Regions from separate parts of the Homo sapiens genome. Here region 1 is linked to region 2. Evidence: chromatin loops called from intact Hi-C (ENCODE). Cell type or tissue: CD4-positive, alpha-beta T cell. All regions are shown on one strand. Links, peaks and the distances in the headings refer to the core of each region. The heading gives the core; the rest is flanking DNA. Region 1 overlaps KLF12 (KLF transcription factor 12). Region 2 overlaps KLF12 (KLF transcription factor 12).

The links. A loop is a pair of places that touch in the nucleus more often than their neighbours do. Peaks named below come from ENCODE experiments on the same cell type or tissue, not always from the same donor. Only the 100,000 strongest peaks of a DNase experiment are listed, where the experiment ranks them.
Region 1: a loop joins it to region 2, with 2.4 times the contacts of the local background. A loop is called at or near these places in 1 of 110 quality-filtered maps.

The regions. Positions count from the first base shown.
Region 1 is chr13:73,847,923-73,850,842 of GRCh38, forward strand. All of the region lies in intron 3 of KLF12 (KLF transcription factor 12), which reads right to left. Among named protein-coding and RNA genes, the nearest start is that of LINC00393, 190 kb to the left of the region's middle. In CD4-positive, alpha-beta T cell, for the core only: CTCF peaks have their summits at 1,630 and 1,836; a DNase peak (open chromatin) is centred at 1,539.
Region 2 is chr13:73,983,867-73,986,786 of GRCh38, forward strand. All of the region lies in intron 2 of KLF12 (KLF transcription factor 12), which reads right to left. Among named protein-coding and RNA genes, the nearest start is that of KLF12, 150 kb to the right of the region's middle. In CD4-positive, alpha-beta T cell, for the core only: no CTCF peak of the experiment used is centred there; a DNase peak (open chromatin) is centred at 1,255; H3K4me3 peaks cover 1,022 bases; H3K27ac peaks cover 2,043 bases.

The DNA of each region.
Region 1 (2,920 bases), core at 138-2,637, 140 kb before region 2:
TTTTATTTCTTTGTAGAATAATGCAAAATGTTTCTTATTACTATATTATACCCACATAGAAATTCTTTGCTTAGGTTGCTTTCATAAAAGACATCAACTAGTTTGTCATTAAAAGATAAAACATATCAGTAAGCACATATTATTAAACACCACTAGTTTGACTTTAAATATAGTCTAGGTAAGTTTTTCTCCTTTTACCGTATCAACATATCAAAAATTCTTATTTTAGAGAGAGTGATTACTTCCACCACAAATTTTTCTCCTCCTGTCTACTTAGACACAAGATTCCTACATACATTTACAAATCAAGGAGTAAAGAGTACATCACTGCAGAAATGTTCTATAATGTAAATGAAAGTTGACTGGGTAGACAGACAATACAGGAGGGGGAGCTGATAAATGCGGACCTTATCTGTAAGGAGATTGCTTGTGAGGCACCAAGTTTTACTGAGCTTTGCAGACTGCTTAGTCTTCTCTAAATTATCTTTGTTTATCACACAAGTCTACCTCTTGTGGGTATCTTCTTAATCTCTTACTGAGGAAAATATTTACCTCTTAAGAAGTTTCATAACAACATCTTGTTGCTATGAACAACAGGGTTATACCTCATAAATAATATTAGCTATATATTATATATAATATATATAACATATATATAGCATATTATATATAATACATATAGCATATATAATATATAGCTATATATTTTAGCTAATGCATATTAGCTTTCATTAGAAACTTGTGAAGCCAAATATTAAGAGCCCCTAGGTACTTTGAGACACTTAAGAATTACATGGCTTTTGCATGAGCTCAAACCAGAATATAGAAAAGGCTCACAAAAATAAGGAAGAATAAACCAAACTTTGGGACCAAAGAAATCTTATTGAGAACCTTCTACAAATTACACATGAATTTGTAAAATCACAGAGACAGACGCTGGTCCTTTTTCATATGTGGCAGCTGAAATGCAGCTAGCACACTCAAAAATAATGCTTCATCAGTATAAACAGGACAAAATCCTTCTTGTACCATTCATCTGTTTACAGCGTTGACACAGCAGCATATCCTGACAGCCGACACTAATCTCTTATGCAATGATTATGGTGCAGGTAAAGTCATCCATAATTGCAGCTTCAGATTACACAGACATATCTGTAAAGCCAGAAGTACTGCAAAAATATGGTCTCAAAACAGCTATGGCACATACTTGTGTTCCTCCTTTTAGGGAAGAAAAACGACCCAAAAGTCTTACTCCTGAAATCATCATTAGAAATTCATTTCTTTACTTTTAGGAAATGGAAAATCAAAAGCATTGGTTTTGTGGTGCACACCTGTAATCCGAGCTACTCAGGAAGGTGAGGCAGAAGAATCGCTTGAACCCAGGAGGTGGAGGCTGCAGTGAGCCAAGATCATGCCACTGCTCTCCAGCTTGGGCAACAGAGGGAGACTCCATAAAAAAAAAAAAAAAAAAAAAAAAAGCATTGGTTCTGAGATTTGCATCTGTAAATGTGTGGTTGTGCTGACAGGAAGGGAGCACTACAAATGGCCACAAGGGGGAACGAAGGCTGAGGAGATACAAAGGAAAGAATCCCAAGTAAGAAATACTTAGAATAGTGAAAATTAAATGAAAGGATTACAAGTATTAGAGAAAGCGAGAGGAGATACGGGGTATGCCACTCAGGAACCAGCCTCAAAGGGGATAAGAACACTGAAAAGAGGAGAAACAACAAAGAAAGGTCGTAAGTTTTAAGCACAAGGAAGAGACACTTCTGCAAAAAGGACAAAGAATTCCATACTAACATTTTGCCCTTGTTTAGTAACTCCTCAATTCTTGATTCATTAATGAATTCTCATGGCAGTGTCAACTAAGTGGGGTTTTTTTGTTTGTTTTTAAATAAAAGCCCATCATGATCTTTGCCTGGGAGTGGTGACTATAGCTGAATTTTTGCTGTTGATGTCCCTGGTATGAAAGATAGAAGACTTACTGTATTCATATTCATGCTAAAACCCTCCTTCTAACAACATGAAGATTGTATAAGAACACTGGATTTTTGTCAAAGAGGAGAGTAATTTCATTTTCCAAAAGATTATATAATATTCCTTGAAAAGGTACACTGTAAAACTTAAATTTTTATAATACATATTAAATAATTGCACAAATACACACAAAAGGCCAGAAAAGTAAATGGAACAATATACTTCATTAAAAACAATGTGTGTGAAAACCTAAAGATAAACATAAGGATTATGCTGTCACATTGTCTTTTCTCCAAAAGTCTCAAAGCCAGTTTTACTCACATTAACCCACTTGATAAAATATTACATATAACATTCCAGTGAACATGTTTTTTTTGAGTGATCTGGAAATTACATTTGAGGTTTTCTAATCAGATAACTTTTTTTTCCTGAATAAACATCTTAAAATGTAATTTCAGCTTTAGGCATTTTGTTGAATGAATGTCAAATGAATCTAAAACCTCCTACTTGTTAGTTCCCAGAGTACTAGATGTGTTTCCTACAGTTATCTATTGCTATCAACTGAATTTTATTACAGTCTGTCTGTGAACAAAACAATTTTAAATGATGGTCGTATATTTTAATCACCTGGAATTTAAAAAGAAAGAAAAATATGTCCGGATACTACTCTATCTTTGGAAACCCCTCCAGGGATTTTTCTGTGTAGTCAGAGCTGAGGAGCAATGCATAATATTCTACTAAATGTCGTTCAAGATTCACATGCTCTTTCCTCTTTAGTAACACCAGCAATGTTTAGAGATGGGGCTGACATACATGGGCATTCACACGTACACACAAGATGGTCCCAGCTATCTATCTATCCTTTCAGTCATCGGTCATTTAAATAAATTATGTTCCATTTTACTTTTACAAATGTGTTGAGAAATAATTTCATGGCAATTTT
Region 2 (2,920 bases), core at 103-2,602:
ATAATCTTGCAGGTTCTCAGAGTCGTGCAGAATTCATAAGCAGTGAATCCAGGCAGGTGGTATTCTAGGGCAGATGAGCCTTCCTCATGTGGAGACGTCCATTCATGTGACAGCACTGTCCTCTCCACTACAAGGGTGGGTCCCAGGAGCAGTGCTTCAGACAGAAATGGGAAAATCAAGGAAAGAACAGGAACCAACAGAGGTCTATAATCCTCTATAAGATCCTCGGGTGGGGAGGACAGCAAGCAGGTAGAGCTGCAAGTGAAATGGCAGAGAAGAGGCAAGGAAAGACTTGGTGGTGGATTTGAACTATCTCAACTACATGTCTACATTTTCAGAACTGTCTTCCCTGCAGCATGCCATCATTTTTGGGTTATAAGAGCCACCCTGGCGGGACTCGGGGCAGTAGTGAAGCACCTGCCGCATGCATCTCACACTGGGAAGGTGCAGCTCACACACACTGTCGCCTATGTGCCTGCTCTCCTCGCTGGCACAGGGAAGCGGCTGGTCCACGGGATTGCCTTCATCTGCTTATTTTATTCATAGGCCATGACGCGTCTTGCTCAGGGAAGGGTGCCAGCTTCTCCCACAGTTCCCTGGCCTCTCTGAAGTTAGAGGCTTATGATCAGTGAGGGTCTATGTGGACTGGCATGTGCCCTTGTACATCCAGTGTGGCCTTCCTCTCCTGCGCTCCACTCTCATCCTTCCTTCCCGACTGCTAGCCCTGGTGATTTCAGCTCTGGCGCCAAATATATAGAAGCAACAGCCATATATAATGTGCTTAACTAGTTCCTACCATCATAGGAGGTCAAGTCCTTTTAAGTCCCATATTCGGCACCTTTCCCCTCATTCTGTTTCTCTTTTCACACCCCAACTGATACAGAATTTGGCACCAGAACTAGTTCCAGAAAAACAAAACGTTACGGATTCCTCCAGTTTGAAGATGAACTGTAGCTGATGCTGTTTTCCAGAAATGTTCACTACAGTATCTCCAGTCACATGTGCTCTTCCAGAATGTTTCCACTCTCCCATCAAGGGGTGGGGGATATGTCCCCTCCTTTTGAATTAATGAGCCTGTCTTTATAATCACCTGGATGAACAGAATATGGGGGAAATCACATGGCATCACTTCCAAGGGTGACACAGCTTCTGCCTGGTGTTATCCCCCCACCCACCTTCCCCAGTGCGCAGCTTTACTGTTAAGGAAGCCTTGGCCACATGAAGGCGTTGCAGCCAACAGACTGGCTGAGAGCCAGCACTAACTGGAAAACATGTCGACGAGAGTCTTCATGATTGCAGTCATCCGCCTTTGAACCTCAGCAGCCACTGAGCAGAGCAAGGAGAAGCCGACTCCACCAAGTCCTACCCAAGTAGCCACTTCAAGAGCAAAACACATACTGCTTTTGCTTTAAGCCACTAACCTGGGATGCTCTGTTTTGCAGCAATGGATGATGAAATCGTGGTTGTCACAAGGTGCCCAGATTCCAACTCTCAGTTAAAAAGGACACTCAACTCTCAGTTAAAAAGGAACACCTACCCTTCAATTTGAGTGCACATGATTGAAAACAGGGAAAGGGATTACTCACGGCAGAAGGGTGCAAGGCCGACAACCAGTGATTATCACAGTGTGCAACATTAGAAGGAGGCTTTAAACCAGGCTCAGGGTCCCAAACCCCAGACTCTGTGTAACTACCATCCCCTTTTTACTTACAGTCCTGGCTCTAACGACTCTCCATGTGTTTGCTCTCAATCTTCCAGCTTCTCATTGTCAAGCGGCCTTTCATTTTCCCCTAGATGCCAGCTATTAGCACTCTAAATTAAAGGAGTCATCCCTGAGATGTGAAGCTATTAAAACTGCAAAAGGCCCCTCTCACAGATTTTGCTCCCCTTAGACTCTCTGCTGTGTGAAGACGGATGAAAAGAAAAAGCTATACAGAACTTTTCCTCACTTTGATAACAAAAACAATCAAAAAAATTCCCCCAGAAAAAGTTCTTTGAAATCTAAAGGATCTCACTACCCTGAAAGAGGCAACAGCCCTAGCCTATCTGTTAATTTCAATAGATAGCTGCTGGCTAGGTATTAACTAAACTTTAAATACAGCTCCGGAGCCACAGCTGCAAGAGATACAGGATGTCTTAGTAAGTGTATGGGTTGTAAGTAAGTGCATGCTATCACCTCAAGAGCTTTTAACGAGATAACCAAACATGTTTCCTGAAACTAGATTTCAGTTTTATCAGATACGCTACAAATAACAACATTCAAAAACAAAGGAAAATTTGTTAGGCCAAAAGGTCTGATGAATTCTAAAAGTAGTTCATCTAGCTTTGAAGGCACATAAAACCATAGTATCACCATGTGAAACTGTGGTAAACAATCTACTGTTTGCAAAAAATTAGATATTTATTAGATTTTTTATAATGGGAAATTTTAATATTATCACTTGCTTCATTTAGCTGCAAAAGTGATTTGAATGGACTTTTTTCTTCCAATCACAAGAAGGAAGAAAATTATATTTTGATTGACATAAATCATAATTTGCTTGACTATTAATGGAATTAGCAAAATGAGAATTCTTTCAAAATTCCCAACCACATGTTTATGACAAAGGTAACATGTACCTGCAATCACAGTCACTTACGTTTTTGAAAACCTGTGGCTGGCAGAGTAATGGCCCCCTAAAGATGTCCATGTCCTAATCCCTGAAATCTGTTAGGTTACATGGCAAAGGGGAATGAAAGTCACAGATGGAATTAAAGTTGCTAATCACCTGACCTTAAAATAAGGAGATCATCCTGGATTATCTAGGATAGGCCAAAGTAATCACAATAGTCCTTAAATGTGAAGGAGGGAGGTAGAAGGGGAGAACCAGAGAGATGGCAGTACCAGAAGGACTTGGCCCAAAGCTGCTGGAGTTGAATG